Regions from separate parts of the Homo sapiens genome. Here region 1 is linked to region 2. The links are chromatin contacts, found by POLR2A ChIA-PET in ENCODE. All regions are on one chromosome and are shown on one strand. The core of a region is the stretch at or near the end of the contact, and the rest is flanking DNA. Distances in the headings are between cores, read along the strand shown.

Evidence for each region. ChIA-PET counts read pairs that join two places held with the same protein, here RNA polymerase II (POLR2A).
Region 1: POLR2A ChIA-PET joins it to region 2 with 18 read pairs in activated T-cell. The contact joins two enhancer-like sites. POLR2A ChIA-PET finds 5 or more read pairs at or near these places in 2 of 52 experiments (WTC11 and activated T-cell).

The regions. Positions count from the first base shown.
Region 1 is chr4:88,756,873-88,761,358 of GRCh38, reverse strand. It overlaps FAM13A (family with sequence similarity 13 member A), which reads left to right. Exons shown (of 24, transcript NM_014883.4): 14 at 2,458-2,605. Among named protein-coding and RNA genes, the nearest start is that of FAM13A-AS1, 49 kb to the right of the region's middle. Within about 2 kb of position 2,223, at least 5 of the 41 ENCODE cell types and tissues checked have a DNase peak (open chromatin) inside an H3K27ac peak, as active enhancers do.
Region 2 is chr4:88,596,481-88,600,857 of GRCh38, reverse strand. All of the region lies in intron 2 of HERC3 (HECT and RLD domain containing E3 ubiquitin protein ligase 3), which reads right to left. Among named protein-coding and RNA genes, the nearest start is that of HERC3, 6.2 kb to the right of the region's middle. Within about 2 kb of position 1,302, at least 9 of the 41 ENCODE cell types and tissues checked have a DNase peak (open chromatin) inside an H3K27ac peak, as active enhancers do.

The sequences.
Region 1 (4,486 bases), core at 974-3,473, 160 kb before region 2:
CTATTCCCCTCTCTAGCAATTTTGAGGTGTGCCAGTGTTTTATTCATTTGTCTTCATACGGTGTCAAATAGTAGTAGAGAAAGAATGATGGCTTCCATTTGTGTCTCTCCTGCCCCCAGACACCATGCTGAAGGCCCTTCATACCTTCTGACAGATCTTCAAAAGAACTTTGCAAAATTGGTATCACTTATGCCATTTTAAATGTTAGGTAATGGAGGCTCAGAGAAGGGAAGCAACTCAGCCAGGGCACCAGGCTAGTAAATGTCAGAGCCACGCTTCAAACCCAGGTCTGCCTGTAAGCAAAACCCTTTGTCCTTTCCATAGCATGAGGGCTTAAATGACTTGATGTATGTTCCTCGTGAAGGAAATACCATACTTTAAAAATGAAATCATATTTCTAGTATTTTTTGATGTCTGTAAAGGTAATAAGCATTATAAATCTTTTTGAGAAAATGCTTATTTGCTGTATGCATATTCTTACTCTCTTTTGCTTCCCCCCGCCCACGACCCCTCCCCCGCAACCCAGGCACACTCATGATTGGTAACTGAGTGGCTTTGTAATTTAAAAAGCTGAGAACTAGATTTGGGCATTTAACCCTGGTCCACTTAGGCTTTAGCTTAAGGGAAAAATACTTTTTGTGACATAAATGCCTAATCTGGCTTTTTCCCCAGTAAACAAACTGCATTTTTAAACTATCTTAAATCTCCAGATATACTTGGCATTTCTTTTTTTTTTTTTTTTTTTTTTTTTTTTTGAGACGGAGTCTCGCTCTGTCGCCCAGGCTGGAGTGCAGTGGCGCGACCTCGGCTCACTGCAAGCTCCGCCTCCCGGGTTCACGCCATTCTCCTGCCTCAGCCTCCCGAGTAGCCGGGACCACAGGCGCCCGCCACCACGCCCGGCTAATTTTTTGTATTTTTAGTAGAGGCGGGGTTTCACCGCGTTAGCCAGGATGGTCTCGATCTCCTGACCTCATGATCCGCCCGCCTCTGCCTCCCAAAGTGCTGGGATTACAGGCGTGAGCCACCGCGCCCGGCCACTTGGCATTTCTATAAGACTTTAGTAGCTCATCAGGACCCGATTGATGGTATTTCATTTTATCCCAAATGTGAAGAAAATATGTCTCCATGCATCATTTCATGGAAATATAATAGTAAAAAGCCCTGGCTATTCCCTGATGATTTCAAAGTGGGTTGGTTGGGTGGCTATTAAAAGTAGCTGCAAGTCTTAAGTAGTGCTTTCAGCACAGAAACGTTTCTCATACATTAATGAAATCACTTATGATTTCCAGATGTTCTTAGTTTTTTCATTTAATGATAGTATATTTGCCAAAATACATTTCTAGCTATTCCTAAAGAAAATCTTGTGTACCCATCTGTGCTACTTAAGGAATACATTTGTGAGCAAACTGTTTCATAAACACTTTTGTTTATAATTGTGTGAGACAGGGAAGAGTGACAATGGTTGAATTTACAAATTACCCAGAGAGCAAGGCTTAAAAAAAAATTAATTCGAGTGCAGTTTGTTTAAACATAAAATTATTAATTTGAATATCAGCCTTTTGGGGAGGATCTCTCCATCCCTCAGATGTCCTAGCCTGGTGTGGGTGCCACCAATAAGCAAAACCAAGTGTAGCCAAGTATTTAATATTCAGAGTAGATGAATAGTAGGAAAACAAGTGACAGTTGCGTATTTGTAAGACATGAATTATGCATCACTGACTTGCCAGCTCTTGACTTTTTACTTAAAAAAAAAAATTGCTCCCTGTGTAATTTTGGCTCATTTCCAGAGTCCGTATTCTTTACTGCTAGCTGAGATGAGACGCCAATCCCCTGTGCTGTTTGAATTTGCGCAACAATGCTTTAATACCCAGAGCTCCTCCATAAATAGTCTGTTCTCCCAATACTCAGTGAGAAAACAACCACAGGAAATCTGGGAATGTGCAGCTAGCCCCGCTTAATTGATCTAAGCAGCCAGGGCCGGCAGGGGAGCTTTCACGTACACAGCCTCTATTCCTGGCTTGCAGGACTGTTTACCTAAGGGGCAAAGAAGTCCACCTGCGAAAGACACCATGTTGCTACTACAGCCTTAGCAACAGCAGTAGCCCGGTTTTCATTGTTGTTGTTTACAGTCATGAGAGCCATACTCCTTTAAGAAAACACCAAACTCCTTTCCCTCATTCCTGGCCCCAATCAGTAATCACCAAGACTGTCAGCTGCCTGCAGTTATCGGGAAGAGCAGCCTGGGGAAAGTTAAAGGAGCACAGATGGACAGTTGCTTTCTGCATGCAAGTGGCCAGCTAGGATCCGGGGGGCATCAAGCCATGATTTTTATTTCTGTGCTGGATGCATTAGCAGCTGTGACTTGGAAGGTTTTATCCTGAAGGAGTGGAATTGCTGCAGACGTCTTGGGGTTTTGGTGAGCAGTAGATATTTGGGGACATTGTGCTGTTATTGCAGAGCCCCACAATGAAGATCCAGGAGCATCCCAGCCTATCTGACACCAAACAGCAGAGAAATCAAGATGCCGGTGACCAGGAGGAGAGCTTTGTCTCCGAAGTGCCCCAGTCGGACCTGACTGCATTGTGTGATGAAAAGAACTGGGAAGGTAGGGTTGTCTGATACTTGGATGATTTGCTATCATTAAAGCATATATAAATAAGCACAAATGAGAGGCATGTAACTATGTGAGAGTGTGGGTGAAAGAGCTATGCATGCAGAAGTAACTGCATTTCCAAATGACCGAAAATCCTTGACCTGTCATAGGAATACCTCAGGGTAAATGTTGCTGAGGGCAGTTGCAATCTAAGAAAGAAAACATGCTTGCCCTTTATCATAGTGTCACCTTGCAGGCCTTTTTTTTTCCTTTGTGACTCACCGGGAGTGCTGATATGTGTATGTCTTTTCCCCCTCATAGTACCAAGCAGAGTAATAGGGAACCGGTGTGCTTTTAGGATTTCTACCTTCTGTGGCGCGATCCTCCCACTGCTGCATGCCAGTCGCCTGCCTCTTTCATGAAATCTCCTTCCCGTTTTGGTTTGCTTTGTTTCTATGTTCGTTTTTATGGATAGATTTTTTTTTCAGGTTAACAAATTTAAGGGATTTGCTTATCAAAAAGAACACTGAATACATGCATCTTACTGAAAGCTTGTAATACAGTGAGTGCTTTAGATTGGTTTTTTTTCCTAGAGACTTTTGGTGAAAACATTAGAAATGTACTTGCGAGGAAGAAGAGAGTAGCCTTGTCAAAATTGTGTTTCAGGGAGGATATTGCAGCAGTTTTATCAAGCTGCTTATTCTTTCATTATCCATGTGTCTGCATCCAAACACATACCAATGTGGATCCAAAATAAATGCCAGTCTACCTCTATACAGTATGTGCGTGACGGCTGCAAGGAGGGAAAAATTGTGCACCTGATTCCAATACAGCAGGATGACTTAACACAATGACTTACCAGGAGGTCTTAGCTGTGAAAAATCAGTCCCGTTTCAGCACGTGGATCTCCTTGTCTTCTCTCCCTACCCGCTTTCCTCTCTTTCTTAACCAAGAAGTTATCTTAATGACCTTAGATGAAGGATCAAGAGGAGAGTTGAAAAGACCACCAGGTGAAAAAGAGTAAACCCCATTTCTGGCATCCAGGGCTTTAGTGAAAACAAACTTTTTTATTCTAGTTCTGTCCTTGAAAGCTAAGAAACCTGTTCTAGTTATTTTTATATAATTAGGCAGTGGGTTTCAGATTTTGTCAGATATTTTCAGCTCAAAATGTATTCACTGAGCAGCAAAACGCAGGGTTGTTTAATTTGTAATTTCAGTTATATATTCCTGAGTACCTTTCTGTTCTTTCATTTTTGAGTACTGTGAAATAATCATGTTAGTTTTTAATTCATATATTAAAAACAACCTGTGCCCCCACCTCCCCCCAAAAAAGTCCCATAGTAGTCACTGTTACCCAAATAAAAGAAAAATACAGTAACCAAAAAATAAATGTTATATTTGTGTCTTAGTGATATGGTCTACCCTAAAGCTCTAGATAAAAACTAGGATTTTTGGTTAGAATTCAAATTAGCCACATTTTTTCTTTCTCCTGAAATGGACTCAGTTTGTTATTTTTATCTTGGTTAGTCATAAATTTATCATCTCTCTCAGCCACTTAAATAATGCTAATATAAAGCTGAGAATACTCTTCAGAGTGACTGAAAGCCAGCTTATAGTTTCCTTAAAACTATTTTATTAACATAAAGAATTTTCCTTCAGATAATAATTGAAGGAACCAGCATTTCATTTTAGAAATCTAGATGGATTTTTTTTTTAAAAAGTTATTGGAAAAAAATATGTTGCATTTCAATAGGCTTGGGAAAGTGGATTGTGTATTCCAAGTAGTTTTTGAAATAACTTTAACTTTTTGTTTTTGTTTTGCCATTACTGCGTTTGTCATTGAATGTACATATCTTTAAAATCTACATGAATTCACATCAAGGCCATTCTGAT
Region 2 (4,377 bases), core at 53-2,552:
TGCAAGAAGGTTGTGATGTGCCTTACAGAGAAAAAAATGTGTATTAGGTAAGTTTCTTTCATGCATGAGTTATAGTGTTGGCTGTGAGTTCAATGTTAATGAATCAACAAGCGGGTACATCCAAAATATGGAACAGGAAATCTGCTGATCTGTATGTGAGGCCTCCCCTGGAGAGAGCTAAAGTAATATCCAGAGTACATAATGAAGCTATAGATACAATGGAAAAGCAATTAAATCTGTGGATTCATGAGATGACAACCCATAAAAAATAAAAATCACAGTGGATAGCACTGATGTGAGGCTGAAAGCCAAAAACACTGTCACATTACACAGGGTCAAGAAAATGTTAAACCCTTCTCAACTAGTGTTTTATTACCAAGAAATATTGTGTATATTAGTAAGAAATATATATTAAATAGGCTGTCTAGACAGAAACACACATAAAAAAAGGTTATGCGTCAGCTGGCTGATAAAAATCTCTTGACCACAGCCTACAAGAACCTAATCCTGTATTTCCTCAGAAACAATGGCTCTGTATTCACTAATATGGTATTCACCATGACTTTACAGAACCTAACTATATACAGAGTATAACAAGTCCCTTCTTTGTTTACTTAAGCTTATTTATTTATGCTTGTTTGAATCAGGTTTCTTTCACTTGCAATAAAAAGAAACTCCTGACTGATAATATTAATAATGACATTATTAATAATAACAGCAGATAAGACCTGATTTGAGCTTACTCTGAGTCTGGTACTTTTCTATGTGCTTCACAGATGTTGGCTCATTTCATCTTCTATGAGACAGGTACTGCCATTATCTCTAATTTACAGATGAAGAAAGTGAAACTAACAAAAAAAAGATGAAGTAAAGGAAAAGAAAGAGACACTATGCTGTGCTGTATAGTAAGGAGCTTAGAAAGTAGATAACCAAAAGGCCAGACTTCCCAATGTGTCTGCACCACTCTCCAGAGAAAACAGGGACCCTGATCAGTCAACCTGGCTATCTGACCCGCTAAGTAATTCTTTCCTAAAAGTGGATGGGTGGATCAGATTCCATAACAGTTGTCACTAAATTCACCCAACCAATTGCCTTGCTTAGCAAGCAACCTTAAATAACTTGGTTTCTAGGGCAGATTCTACTACAGGGATAGAATACTGTGACCAGGTAACCAAAGCATCTCAGTCTTATTAGGATTTCTAATTCTCATTATTAATTTGGCGTCCTGGGTCTATCAGCTTTTTTTGTAGTTTATCTGGCACGAGTCAGTCCTTGAGAGTCATCTGAGTTCTGGGTGCTTTGGCCAAGCACAATCCTGTGTAAACAGCCTGAAGTATGGCCTCATCCCTGACTGACTAGTAAAAACAATTTATGAAAAAAGATAATAAAAAGGACTATTGTTCAAGAAAACTTCAAAAATTCTTCCAACTGAGTTACAGTAATGGAATCTTCAATTGGTCAAATAAAAACTGCCCACCAAGAGAATTAAATAGCAACCACAAAAAAGATGTGTATCTGTAAATAAACTATCAATCCTAACTATAAATACGGCCTAGGTCATCACAATGCTCTGCCGGAACTAAAGAAAAAAGCAACTAAAATCATCTAGCTTTCAGGAGAGAAGTTCAACACATTGGAGAGAAGCCAGCCATTAGCACAGCTTTCACTTCAAAGTACACTCCAGTTGGACCCCTAAATCTTGTAGCTGCTGATGTCCATGACTTTAAAGGTCTAGTTTCAGCAACGGTCTGCATCGCTGGGCATTTTGATCTCCAAGGTCCTTACACCCATTTTTCCTCATTCACTCTCTTGCTTGCTCCTAGAAGAGCAGAATCTTTTATTTTCCTTCAAAATACACAATTATGAAATTCGCTGCAAAATATAGGACTACACTTCCCTCAGCACCTACACCAGCCCCGCTTGGCTGCATTTCCTGCCTCTTATTTCCCCATGACAAAACAAAAGGAAGGACTACTTTTGAAGTACAACTTTCTCTCAATGTCAACCTGGCACTTTCCTGAGTCCTTCTCATCTATTCTTGGTAAGAGATTCAAGATAATCTTAGCAGAGCTTAAGGGTCAAAGGAACTAAAATCCAAGCCCTACATTAACCACGTTAGCTGTGAAACCTGAGGAAAGATGTTTACCCACCTTAAGCTCCAAAATCAGGAGAAGGTGCTAGAGTGTTGTGAGGATTAATGAGAAAATGCATGTAAAAAGGGCTTAGCATGGTGCCTGGCATGTAGTAGTAAGTGACCAGTAAATGTCAGCTGCTTTAGTCAATGTTACTCCTACTCCTAGTGCTCTTCTTTGAGATTTCAGCAGACAGGACAATTCCCAAAAGAGGATGGGATTGTGACTCCTGTCTTCCTCACTGCAATTAGCACTAGCTGCATTCTGCCAAATCTGCACTACAGCAAAGTAGCATCACAACCATCTGCCATAACTTTCATGAAAGGGATTTGAGGTTGATAGGAGGAAGTTTTTTTGTGTGCATTTGCTTTTAAATTCTGGAGAGGGCATGGGTGGAGGGCGGTGGGGAGATAAATCTCTTTTTACTAGCTCTAGTGAGTTGAATGCTAAACGACAACCTTCAGTTCCTAAACTTTGTCTTATGATAAGACTATGCGACTATGCACACAGCAGCCTAACAACTCATTCTTATCCCTTTGTTTGAAAGGCACTGAGACCAAAATAACACTCAGGCAGGACTTCTAATCTCATTTAAAATAGGGATAAGCTTCCTTTCAAGTAAGCTTAGAAGCAATTACCTGAATGTTGTATATATGAAGAGGGTCTCTTTCAACAGCAGGAAAAGACAATGTCCAAAACCTTCAGTGCTTTGCAGATACTCCCCAAATTCAGGCTTTAAATAAATGTAGGGCCAAAACTAAAATGCAGAATTAACTCTGGTAACAAAGAAGATTCATTTTAATGACTTGCCTTATTATCAAAAATGTTCCTACCAAAGACAGAAATGTCATAGAAGGCAAAGAGAAGTTTTCAACAACGTGAATCCACTCCTTGCTGTTTTCTCTCTCCTCCACTTTAGCTGGACTTTGGTCCTCTGACCCCCTCAGCCAACACAGGAAACACTCCTACCCTTCCCCGGATCATCCCCTCTAAGGTGGTGCCTTCTTCACTACCTGGTGCTAGGCTTTGTGAAGCTGGAAGAATGACTTCTCTGCAGTCTGCTTAAGCTGTGGACTGCCTTCAAAAGACACCAACGAGACTGGCAAGAATTGAAAAGTCTAACAATACCAAGTCAAGGATATACAACAGCCAGGGCCCTCATAGACAGCTGGTGGGAATATAAACTGGCATAAGCACTTGGCAAAACAAGTTGGCATTCTCCAGTGAAGATGAAGATGTGGATACCTCCCCACACAGTAATTTCACTGCTGGGCATATGACCAGCATTATCCAACTTATTAAGCATCTATGGTGCTCCTGTACTATACTAATAAATGGAGATACAAAGATGAGTAAAATCTGGAAACTTGGAACTTTCTGTGATAATGGAAATGCTATATATTTGCACTGTCCACTATGGTAGCCAGTAGGTATATGTGGCTATTGAGTACTTGAAATGTGACTAATACAAGTGAAGAACTGAAATAGTTAATATTTTATTTTAATAAATTTTAATGTAAGTAGCCCTAGGTGACTAGTGGCTATCTTACAGTCCAATGCAGTGAGAAACTCATGAACATATGCACCAAGATACACGTATAAGAATGTTCATTCCAGCATTATTTGAAATAGGAAAAAAACAAAAAACAAATATCCATCAATAAGAAAACAGATAGTGTGGCACATGCATAAAACAGAACACTGTACAGCAGTAAAAAATAAACTCCATCTATAAGCATCATTGTAACTAAATCTTAAAAAGTGTTGAGTCACAGAAGAATTCAGAGTATGATGCATTTTTACAAAATTCAAACACAACTATAACAAATATATTATTTGGAGATTAAGAATCATCAGTGGTAACAAAGCTATGAAGAAAAGCAAATCACAAACACAAAATAGCGGGTAATGATTGTGGAGGCAGTAGGAATAGAGGGAACAATCTGGAAGGAGCACAAAGGGAGACATTTCAATAGCATGGCTGATATTCTGCTTCTGTCCTTTTATTGTTGTTTCTTAACATATATGACATGCATTATTTTATGCTTACAAATACTTCACAAAACAAACAAAAATGCAAAGCGCTGTTGAGGCAGTATGGCTGCTTCTCCTACCTCCTCCACTAACACCCTGCCAACGTGCAGACTGGGAGTTTCTCCATGAAGGAACCAGGTTTTACTCATCTTTGTGCCTTCCATTCTCAGCAGAGTACAAGAGCACAGCAGAGGCTTGATAAATGCCTAGT